2 separate regions of the Homo sapiens genome follow, and region 1 is linked to region 2. A link is a loop called in an ENCODE intact Hi-C map of the cell type or tissue named here. Cell type or tissue: mesothelial cell of epicardium. All regions are shown on one strand. Each heading gives the region's core, and the rest is flanking DNA. Links, peaks and the distances in the headings are about the cores only.

The links. Peaks named below come from ENCODE experiments on the same cell type or tissue, not always from the same donor. Only the 100,000 strongest peaks of a DNase experiment are listed, where the experiment ranks them.
Region 1: it touches region 2 in a loop (10-fold over the local background); 1 of 110 quality-filtered maps calls a loop at or near these places.

The regions. Positions count from the first base shown.
Region 1 is chr18:50,718,169-50,723,540 of GRCh38, reverse strand. MAPK4 (mitogen-activated protein kinase 4) reads right to left here. Exons shown (of 6, transcript NM_002747.4): 4 at 1,442-1,603. Among named protein-coding and RNA genes, the nearest start is that of MRO, 99 kb to the left of the region's middle. RefSeq lists enhancers at 1,064-1,564, 1,565-2,065. In mesothelial cell of epicardium, for the core only: no CTCF peak of the experiment used is centred there; a DNase peak (open chromatin) is centred at 3,053.
Region 2 is chr18:50,579,877-50,585,248 of GRCh38, reverse strand. The region is part of intron 1 of MAPK4 (mitogen-activated protein kinase 4); the gene reads right to left. Among named protein-coding and RNA genes, the nearest start is that of MAPK4, 22 kb to the right of the region's middle. In mesothelial cell of epicardium, for the core only: no CTCF peak of the experiment used is centred there; no DNase peak of the experiment used is centred there.

The DNA.
Region 1 (5,372 bases), core at 124-5,123, 140 kb before region 2:
ACTTCTACCCTAGGGCCTACCTCTGCCTTCAGTGGTTTCCCCAAAGCAGCATGTCCTCTCTGTCCCACGATTTCCCCTCTTCTGTTTCAAGGCAGCAGTCATGTCCCATGTGACATCCATCCTGGCACCCTTCTGACCTGCCTTTCCAAGCCCCTCCTGCAGTGAGAAATGGCTGTGTGCCTGGGGCTGATGGAATGGGGGTGGAAGTGCTGTGTGTACCCCACTTCCAGGCCTGACCCAGAAAAACCTCCTGCAAGAGTCTCTGCTCTCTCTTCCCCTGGCTTTGGCTGGAAGGGAATGCCCAAGGTGACCTTGAAAGCCACCTGCTGAAGATGGCAGACCTGATGGCCTGGGTCCCGGGCACAGCCACTCATCCTCCCCTGCCCATCCATGCTCCCAACTCTGCCTGGAAGTGAAGTAAACAATGAATAAACTGTAAGTGGGTTAAGCCACGGAGATTTCAGGGTTATCTGCTACTGTACAAGCTTCACCTTAACTCCTAAGCCACCGCCCCTCAGAAACTCCTCCTCCCTAGGCTCACCCTCCCCGGATGTTTTTAAGTCATTTCTTAGATAATGAAGCTTCTGTACAATCTTGTCACCTTCCTCTGGCCCAGTGGATTCCAAACTGAGCTGCTCAGAGCCCCAGGGGTTCTGGAAGGGTTCTCAGGAGCATGTCTGGAGATTGAGAGGCAGGTGGGCAGGACACTGAGCCCCTCAACCCTGCTTCATCCAGAGCCCGCCTTTCACCTGTGCCGCACCTGAGTTTTTGTCATCAGATTCATCACCTTTGGTCTATTTCTGTCCTGTAATAAATGGAGCTCAGAATTAATGCCCCCAGTGTGGTCTTGGGGCCTGCCTCCCTTGTTCTGCACCTGTCACAAGATGGACGTTTCGGCTGCTGAGGGATGCTGTCACCGAGACTGGGTCTCCTGAGCCTCTGAGAGCTAGAGGCAGCTAGAGCCTTTGGCCTCTTCCCAGGCCTGCTGAGCCTTGAATATACAGTAGAGGGAGTAAGCCTGAGGAGTGAAGGGCGGTCCTTGCCTGAGGCCACACAGCTCATCACTGGTGGAATGGGACCTGGGTCTTGCCCTCAGGCTGAGGAAGCTCCTGTTCTTTGCAGCACACCAAGCCTTCCAGGACAAAAATGTGAGGGAGGATGAAGGAAAGAGAGGGAGGAAGGTGAGCAAGGAAGATGAGAAGCAAAAGGCAGCAGAAACAAGGGTAGAACACTAATGACTGCCCCTAATGGACTCCTGAGGCCCAGCATCCACAGCTTGGAAGTAGTTAGGGCAAAGGCCCACTGGCAGGGGAGCCTTGACTTTTATATCCAAGGACCATGCTTTGCCCTTTTGGAAGGAGACCTGCCTGCCCCCTACCCCGCAAGGTGGAGCCTAGCTCATCCTCCCAGGACACTTGGCCTGGCTGCCAGGCTCAGGTACCTTCACTGTTCACTTCAGGGAGCAGCTTGCGCAGAGGCCTCTTCACCTCCCAGGTGCTGCTGACAAAGGAAGGCATCACCCTGAGCAGCTCGTCCTTGTCTTCCTCCCGGATTACAGGGATGGTCTCCAGGATGAGTTGCATCTGCTCCAGCTCATGGGCCCCTGGGGAGGCAATGCCAGATGGTTAAGTGTGCTGTCCAAGGGGCTGTGGTGTGCAGTAGCCCAAAAGCAGTGCCAGGTGTTCTGGGAGGGACAACACAGGGCAGTGGGGCAGCACTGGGCTGGGACCGGGGTTCTGGTCTTCATTTGCTGCTCAACTGTGGGCAGGTGGCTGACATCTCTGGGGCTTGGCTTTGTCAAAAGTAGAAAAAGGGAGTTGAATCTGGTAGTCTGCAAGGCCCCATCTATTCCCCTAGCATTCTGTGTCTCAGACCAGCTGGATATAAGTCAGCACTAAAGAATGGGAACAGCCTGGCTCAAGGCCTTCCAAGTGCAACTTCCCATAGACCTCTCTGCACAATCTTTACTAGGATGGGGAAGGAAACAGTTTTAAGGCTGGGAATGAGCCATACCTTTTGGTTTCTAATTAAGAGGGTTCCATCTAGGAAACTTTCAAGAGAAAAACAAATCAGGAATAACAAATTGGGTTTGGGATGTATCTTGAGCACATGGCCTCTGTGATCCTTGGGAGAAGGAAGGCAGGCCAGGCTATGCCAGGTTTGCAGGGGCACTTTGGTGGGACAGGATGGACTCAAACATTCATTTATTCCCTCATTCCATAAATAGTTATTTATCGAGCACCTTCTCCATGCCAGGCATCACGCTGACTGCTGGGAATCGGTGAGGCATAGTTTTCATTCATAAGAAGCTTCAGTCTTTGTCTCAGAAACTCAACTCACCTCCCACACCCAGACAACCACTGGCCACCGTATGGCATTTCTGGCTCTGGACAGATGGGTCTCCTTGCTGTCCTTCTCTGACCTCCAGGCTGTTCTTCTGTACTTCCATTTTCTCTTTTTTGATTGAGTTGCCTTTCCACTTAGCTGTACTAGGTTAAAACTTCAGCCATACCTCTCCTTCCTCAAGAAGTCTTCCCTGCCCATCCAGCTGCACAGAGGGCCCTCCCCTTGCCATGAATTCCCATGGGATTCCAGTCTTCCAGTCATCCAGCCTAGGATGAGGGCTCTCCCAGGTGCCCCCACAGTTCCCTGTGTGGCCCTAAGCACATGTGAATACTGACCGAAGAAGTGCCTGCAGCCTCAGGCTCTCTCCTGAAGAGGTCCTTTTGGCCTCTCCCTGCAGTGGACTCATTGGGTCAGTTCAGGGCTCTGGAAGCCCCCTGTGGGGTCCTCTCTCCAAATGTGTACTCCACACCACCCACCAGGGGACCATGAGGTCAATGGGTGATCAAGCTGCAGACAGAGATGGTGGGACCTTGCTCCCAAGCCCCTGACCCCTCTCCTGTGTGACACACAAACTAGTAATACACAACCTTCTGCTTGGAGTAGCTTCTTCAACCACAGCGGGGGTGGGGGCAGAGAATGAGCCTCTTTCACTTGTCTGCTCCTGCCCGAGATCAATGGTGTCATATGGGAGGCAGCCAGTGGGGCCTCCCTGGGAATCCATGGCCTGGGGCGGAAAGCAAGAGCTTTGGTGGCAGACAGCCCTGGAGGCAGACCTAGCTCCCCCACCCCTTGTGGAATGAGGATGATTATTTATACTTGGAATGAGTATTATAAGGAGTCAAGTGTGTTGGCAGATGAAGGCTCCGGGAGAAATACCTTGCTTGTAGCAGATGTTTAATAACTCTTGACTTCCTTTGCTTCTAGGAGTGGGGAAGAGTGGCTTTGAGAGAAGCTGATGGAATAATTCCACCTTGGGGATTTATGTCCTAATCATCCGTGAGTGATTCTTTGTGACAGACGTCACTTGGGGGAGGCATCTTAACACTGAGTCTACTAAGCCACCACTGAAAATGGGAGAAGGTGTGAAGCATGGAGGATACTATGGTCAATGTCCCTTTCCTACTGAAAGAAGGTCCTTTCCATGTCACACCAGCTGTTGCCTTCCCTGCCTCTCTTGCAATAAGGGGAGGCCATGTGATTCAATCAAACAGGGACAGGAATCTCCTGGAAGGACTTCCGGGGAAGGTGTTCCTCCCTGGTAAGAGAGAAATGTGAGGAGAGCTGTTTGGCTGCCCTGGCTGACCCCTCCCTACCTTTCTTCGTTGGACACTTCTGCATGAGAACCTGAAAGCGATTGCGACCATCTCGTGACCACAGACAGTGAGCCTGAAGATGAGAGGCCAATAGACTGTGGATTATACAGTCTCGTCTGGGCTCTCAGTGAGTCACCTGCCTGCTGTGGTATGGAGAAGCCCAGCTCTTCTCCGTCTGGCCTGAAGGTTGTCAGCCTGTTGGAAGGGCAGCTGGAGCACAGCCCTGTGAGCTGAGGGTTCAAGGCTGGGAGAATGGAGGCAGCCAGGCACCTATGACCCAGATCGTGGGGGCAGGGCCAGAGATGTTGAGCCATCCAGGGTTTAGTGGCTATGGCTAGGGTGGGAAGAGTCTTTGAGTCAGAGTCCAGGGCGAGACCTCCCTCCCACCTGTTCCTCCTTTCTCCCCTGCCTTGAATTGGCTGGAAAATACGGAACTGGGAGGTCTGTGCAATTTCAGTTGGAAAAATAAGATAGCAGGATGGCTCACCCTGGGCACAGATAGGTTCACTGTGTATTTTTTTTTGTTTTGTTTTTAACCCTTTTGTGTCCCCTGCTGGACCATCAGACCTTTGAGGACAGAGACTATGTCTTACTCAGACTTGTATCCCCAGCACGTGGTCAAGGATCCACCCAAAGCACAAAATCCACCAGAGGGAAAACTGTAGGGGCTCCTGAGAGTCCAGGGGGCAAATGAAGACGTTTGTACTCAGGGCCTAAATGTTTGGACATAAGCCCTGACTTCAGCTTCATCTGACTTTCCTGCCATTGTTTTTATTTTACCTTTTTTTTTTTTTTTTTGAGGTGGAGTCTTGCTCTGTCGCCCAGGCTGGAGTGCAGTGGCACGATCTCGGCTCACTGGAACCTCCACCGTCCTGGTTCAAGCAATTCCCCTGTCTTAGCCTCCCAAGTAGCTGGGATTACAGGTGCATGCCACCACGCCCAGCTAATTTTTTTGTATTTTTAGTAGAGACGGGGTTCCACCATGTTGGCCAGACTGGTCTGGAGCTCCTGACCTCAGGCAATCCGCCCACCTCGGCCTCCCAAAGTGCTGGGATTACAGACATGAACCACCATGCCCAACCTATTTTACCTTTTCTTGTTACTTAATGTTACATTAACATATAATTAATATTAACATATCATATTAATATATGTTTTATATATAGCATGTATTTTAAATACTTACTGGAAGAAGTTAGCATCATGAATGAAAGAGTGACTAGCCCAGCATAGCACTGAATAATTCCCTCATTGCTGTGATTGAGAGATTACATTTTCTGGGTCTCTCATTACTCCTTATTAGATAAATCTGCTCCTATGGTGCCTAAGATTTAACTGTGCCCAATATAAATATTTTCTTGGCAGGCTGGGTGCAGTGGCTCATGCCTGTAATCCCAGCACTTTGGGAGGCTGAGGCAGGTGGATCATTTGAGGTCAGGAGTTTGAGACCAGCCTGGCCAACATGGCAAAACTCCGTCTCTACTATAAATACAAAATTAGCTGGGTGTGGTGGCACATGCCTGTAATCCCAGCTACTCGGGAGGCTGAGACATGAGAATCGCTTGAAATGGGGGGTGGAGGTTGCAGTGAGCCAAGATCATGCCGTTGCACTCCAGCCTGGGGGACAGCACGAGACTGTCTCAAAAACAAAACACAATAAAGACTTTCTTAGCTATTCAGACATGGCTTTCTCTTAATGTCCTGCTGGTGTTC
Region 2 (5,372 bases), core at 303-5,302:
ACATTAGAACCACAGGGCTAGCTTTTTAAAATGCCAGTCCAGCTGGCCCGTGGACCACATCCATGACCAATTAAATCAGAACCTCTGGGGCTGACACCCAAGCATCTTTATTATTTTTAAAGCATCCTAAGTGATCCTGTAGATTGAGAACCTAAAAACACCAGGCAGAAACTTAGCGTAATTTAGCATTATAACACAATTTCTTTTTTACATAGGAAAATGACCTTTCCAACACAGAATCAAATGATGGACAAGAAACATTTATACAGGAACCAAACAAAGCCATTTCCTTCAGTTATGCAAGGCTGTGGGTATCATCAGCTCCTTGAATAGGAGAGTCCGGAGTTAACGCTACTGATATTTGTAGTTTGTAATCAATATTCACAGTTTATGTTGACTAGCATTTTGTGTGCAGGTCAGTCTCTTGGTTTCATGCTAGTCATTGTCATCCAATTCTTTTGTTATCCTTGTAAGCTCCTGAATTAAATGAACTCCTTCAGTGATTATTAAAGATAAATACAAGGAATAGATGACTCCAACTGACAAGTACAGTCAAGATTCTTCTGTCATAGGCGGTAGAGAGAACTAGTGCTTAACTAAGGCTTATTATTACCTGGGTTTGTAACATGTGCCACAAGGACAAACACTGCAAGGTGGCTAGCAAGAGTTGGGGACACAGTCTATAGCTAGGGAACAATACACAATTCATACATCATGCAGAGTTCAAATACTCTCTCATATTTTCACTATCTTCAATTTCAGGAGGCTGCACTGCTAAAGTTATAAAAAGAGGATCTGTTGTTTTTGTTTTTGGCTTTTTTTTTAAGAACATGAGACATGCCCTAGAGGCTTAGTTCCGCAGTTCATCCAGCCTCATGTTCGGTCACTGCCAGGGGTACACGAAGTGGATGGGAAATTAGGATTTGCACTCTCTGATTTGATTCCTCCACCATAACCCCAGAACATCCCATAGGTCTGTGTGATTCTTCTTTAATAGAGAAGAGACATAAAGGGCTTGGACAGACTCCCTGGCTGTAGCAAGCAGCAGCTAAGACATGCTGTAAAGTAGCAAACGGTATTTAGATGCTTAAGGACGATAAACACATTGGTTTTTATCCAGAAATCTCTCCCAGTTGAACTCCCAGCAAGCATCAGTCCTCAAGGAGCAAGAAGACTTCAGGCACTCTTCAGTGAAAGCATAGCAATTATGATGAACAGGATCTTACTCAATCCTCAATATGCCCTGAAGCATTTGTGCCTAAAGACAGACATTTATGCCCCCAATTCACTGCTGTGAAGAGGAAAGCTTAGGGTCAGAGGGACTTTGAGAAGTCCTCTAGTACAGTGTGTCTCTAGCTTTAAATGCATCAAGATCACCTGCAAGGTTTGTAAAACCCAGGTTGTTAGGGTCCAGCCCCAGAGATCCAGAAATTCTGATTCAGTGTGAAGAGAAGGGAGAATTGATAGCAACAGGAGACAAATTCCTAGGCAGACAGGAACGGGTCCCCAGTGAAACCCGACCTACAATCCAAAGACAGTTTAAAGCCTGAAAACTGAGCTGCCAGTTCCACATAGAGTCCATGACTAGTGATAACTTCTATCCCCATCTTACCCTCCCTCTCTATCAATTGGTTCCTTGTTTCCTGTTTTTTGTTTTTTGGAGACAGAGTCTTGCTCTGTTGCCCAGGCTGGAGTGCAGTGGCGCAATCTCAGCTCACTGCAACCTCCACCTCCTGGGCTCAAACAATTTTTATGCCTCAGCTTCCCAAGTAGCTGGGACTACAGGTGCACACCACCATGCCTGGCTAATTTTTTGCATTTTTAGTAGAGATGGGGTTTCATTATGTTGCCCAGGCTGGTCTCAAACTCCTGAGCTCAGGCAATCCACTCACCTTGGCCTCCCAAAGTGCTAGGATTACAGGCGTGAGCCACCGCACCTGGCTGATTGGTTCCTTCTGAATGATGCCTTTTAACCAATCGAATGGTGCTTTTTCCAAAGACCACCCATGGACCAATAAACACACATTCTCTCATTCTAGGCCCATAAAACCCCCAAACTCAGCCTCACAGACAGAACCTGCTTTCAGGGTCCCCTCTTTCAGTTGAGAGCTTTCCTTCTGTTGATCAATAAAATTCTTCTCTCCCTTACTCACTCCCTAGTGTCCATGCACCTCATTCCTCTTGGTCACAGGACATGAACCCAGAACTCAATGAGCTGTGGGCAGCAGGAACGAAAAGAGCTGTGACATGCTCTCACTCACCAGACTATGGTAGAAAGAGAGCTGTAATATGCCTCCACTCACTGAGCTACAAGAATAAAGAGCTGTGACTTTTCTTGCAGACTCAGACCTTGGGACTTTCTGAGCAAGAGCTGTAACACCCCTTGGGGCTCCATGATTGCTGGCATCTCTGAGTTTTGGGGCATCACTGCGTTCCCCTCATCTAGACACTGGTGCCCAACATGGAAGCTGCTCGTGTCATGCTCAATCCAGCTAGGAGCTGAGCACAGAACTGTAGCGGGCATGGGATCTGGGCCAGGGCACAAGCCAAGCACAGTCTGCCAGGCCAAGCAGGTGGAGTGAGCCCAGTGGGCTGGAGTGAGGCCCCAGGCAGAGGCAGCAGCAGCTGTAGAGATTTCTGGCTGGTGAAGCAGCACCAAAGGAATTCTATAACAGAATGAGCCTTGCTAAAAAACTTCTAGGTGCGGCTACTGATGCTGCTCTGCAGACTACAGTTTGAGAACCACTGGCCTAGTCTACCCACCTGCCCAGTGCAGGAATTCTTGGTGCAACAACCATAACATCTCTGTGATATGGTCCCAGGCTGAGCCATTCTAACATCAGGGAGCTCATTAATTCACAAGGTAGCCCTGCACTTTCTTAGGCCACTCTGTGTGACTAGGGTGGGGATAGGTGGTAGAGTCAGGATTTAGCTTTCTCAGTAAGGGCACCCGCACCTGAGCATCCTCGCTGTACCACAGAACAGGAGAGCTTGCCACTAGGAGCCACTGAGTGTCAGAGTCTGTAAGATCTTCATAATCAGCCAGCCCAGTGGTTCTCATCTGAGGAGATCCTGTAGCCAGACTTCATCCCAGACTGAGTGAATCAGAACTTCTAGAGTATTTTGTTTAAGTTCCCTGAGTTGCTCCAACAAGCAGCCAGGGTACAGACCCACTGAATGGGTCCCTCTCCACTTTACATATGAGAAATCTGAGGCCCAGTGGAAGGAAAGGGCTCTAACCCTCCAGCAGATAAGCCCACCTCTTTTTAAGCTGCCCTATTCTTCATAATTCTAGAAATAGCAGAAGTCTCATCAATAGATAATGCTTTCAAAAGGACAATGATAATTGTATGGTGCTTATTATTAAAAGTTTCATTTGCCTGTGAGCTCTGTGACAGTAAAAATTTACATGTAACTTTCCTAGGTCCCCAAACTCCTAGGACATGTCACGTATCCCAGTAACTGTTGTCAGACTAACTCTTGGATCTCAACCCTTCACCACATTCTACCCACAGGTGCATGGAGTTCCCCAGAGCAGCTCCCAAGCCACCCACATGGGAAAATAAGTTACTGGCAAAGGATGAACTCAACTCTTCTGCTCACCTGCTTTGTGTGATGGTTTAAAATATGTTCAAAAATTATTTGACACTCTCTTCACAAAGTTGAGCATAATTCCCCTTCATCTGAATGTGGGCTGGACTCAGTGGCTCACTTCTAATGAAGAGAAAGAAAAGGGCAATGACCATGCCATTTCAGAGTCCAGGTTGTAGAGGTACCGTAACTGCTCGGTTGCTCTCTTGGATCACGTGTGTGCCCTGGAGGGAGGCAGCTGCCGTGTGATAAGCCCCTATGGAAAGACCTGCAGAGAGGAACCAACGCCTCCAGCCACATGAGTGACCTTGGAAGCTGATCCTTCAGCCCAAGACAAGCTTCCAGATGTCTGTGGCCCTCACCAACACCATGACTGCAGCCTCATGAGAGTCCCTGAACTAGAACCACTCAGCTAAGCAGCTTCCAAATGCCTGACACAAAGGATCTGTAAGCAAATAAACCTTTGCCGTTTTAAGCTTCTGAATCATGGGGTGGTTTGCTACAGCCACAGATAGTGAATACATCTTGCTGCCTTGCTTTTTAAGCAAAAGCACTCGTGCATTTTAGGATGTTGAGAGTGCCCAGGATGAACATGCAAACTCCTCCTCCTTCAGTGCTCACAGAGTGAGGATGAATACAGGCATCAAGCTGTGCTACTGGGTAAGCAGAAGGTGGAAGGCCCCAGGAGCAGTATTGATGGACAATGGAAAGGCAGATGTGTTTGGGTTTCCAAGGGAAATTCAGGCATCTCAGTATATCATCCAGCTACTACCTGATGCCAGGCAGAGCAGGGAGCAAAGGAGGGGTATAAAAGAAGTTCTGTAATCGATTTAAGTTTCTGCCCTAAGATTTACTAGTATCGGAGGAGGCGAGACTCACACAATTGACATTATTAGAGAATATGGCAGTTTATATTCTAGTGCTGTTCCACGGAGCAGGGCCAACAGTAAACACCATGAAAGAGAGAAGGCAGAACACCCTTAAGTGACTCAAGGAACAGACGTCTAGGATGGTTCCCACTGTAGGGCAAGCTTCGCTCAGAAACAAACAGCAGATGGAAGCAGGAAAAAAGCAGCTTGGCCTTAGCCAGCCATAGGTTGATGGAAGTCCCCTTGGGCATTTGTACAAACATTTTTAGCAACCACCTAGTAAGAGCATGGGCATGTCATTAGCAAAAGGTGTGGGGCAGCCTTTGGGGAGGTATTCAGGCCATATGTCTTCCCCTGATCAGGGCAAACTTTGCCCTTGGTCACACCCATTACTTCCTGCTCTTACCTGCCCTTCTCACCCTTCTCACCTGAGGCAGCCGCTGGCTCCCAATCCTGCAGCCCATTCCCACATCTACTGTGTTGGTTTTGAGCAGCAAAGCCACCTCAACAAAGGTGACCTATTGCTTGATGCCCCTACTACTGAGAACAGACCGTTTGCCAACACTGGTCTTCAATCCCTTTGGTGTGACCCCTGCCTCCTCCTCCTCCAGCCTACTCAGGCTTCTGATGAAACCCCACAGACTGAAGGAGGAAGGGGGATGACAGGGGAGGTGGAGCCTGCTGAGATCCCTGCTAGGCTCCCTGGGTGCTGATGGGACCTGTTGGAATAGATTTCCTCAAGAGCTTCTTGGAGATGTATCAATTACTGTGTGATGAAGAGCCCTGTGAGAGGAAACCACAAATCAAATTTTCATCACCAAATTGAAGTGAGTAGTACCACAAGTAAAATCCATCACTGTTGCTTTCTTTTAAGATGGGCCAGGAATGGATGAGAACTCACTCCCCTTCTAA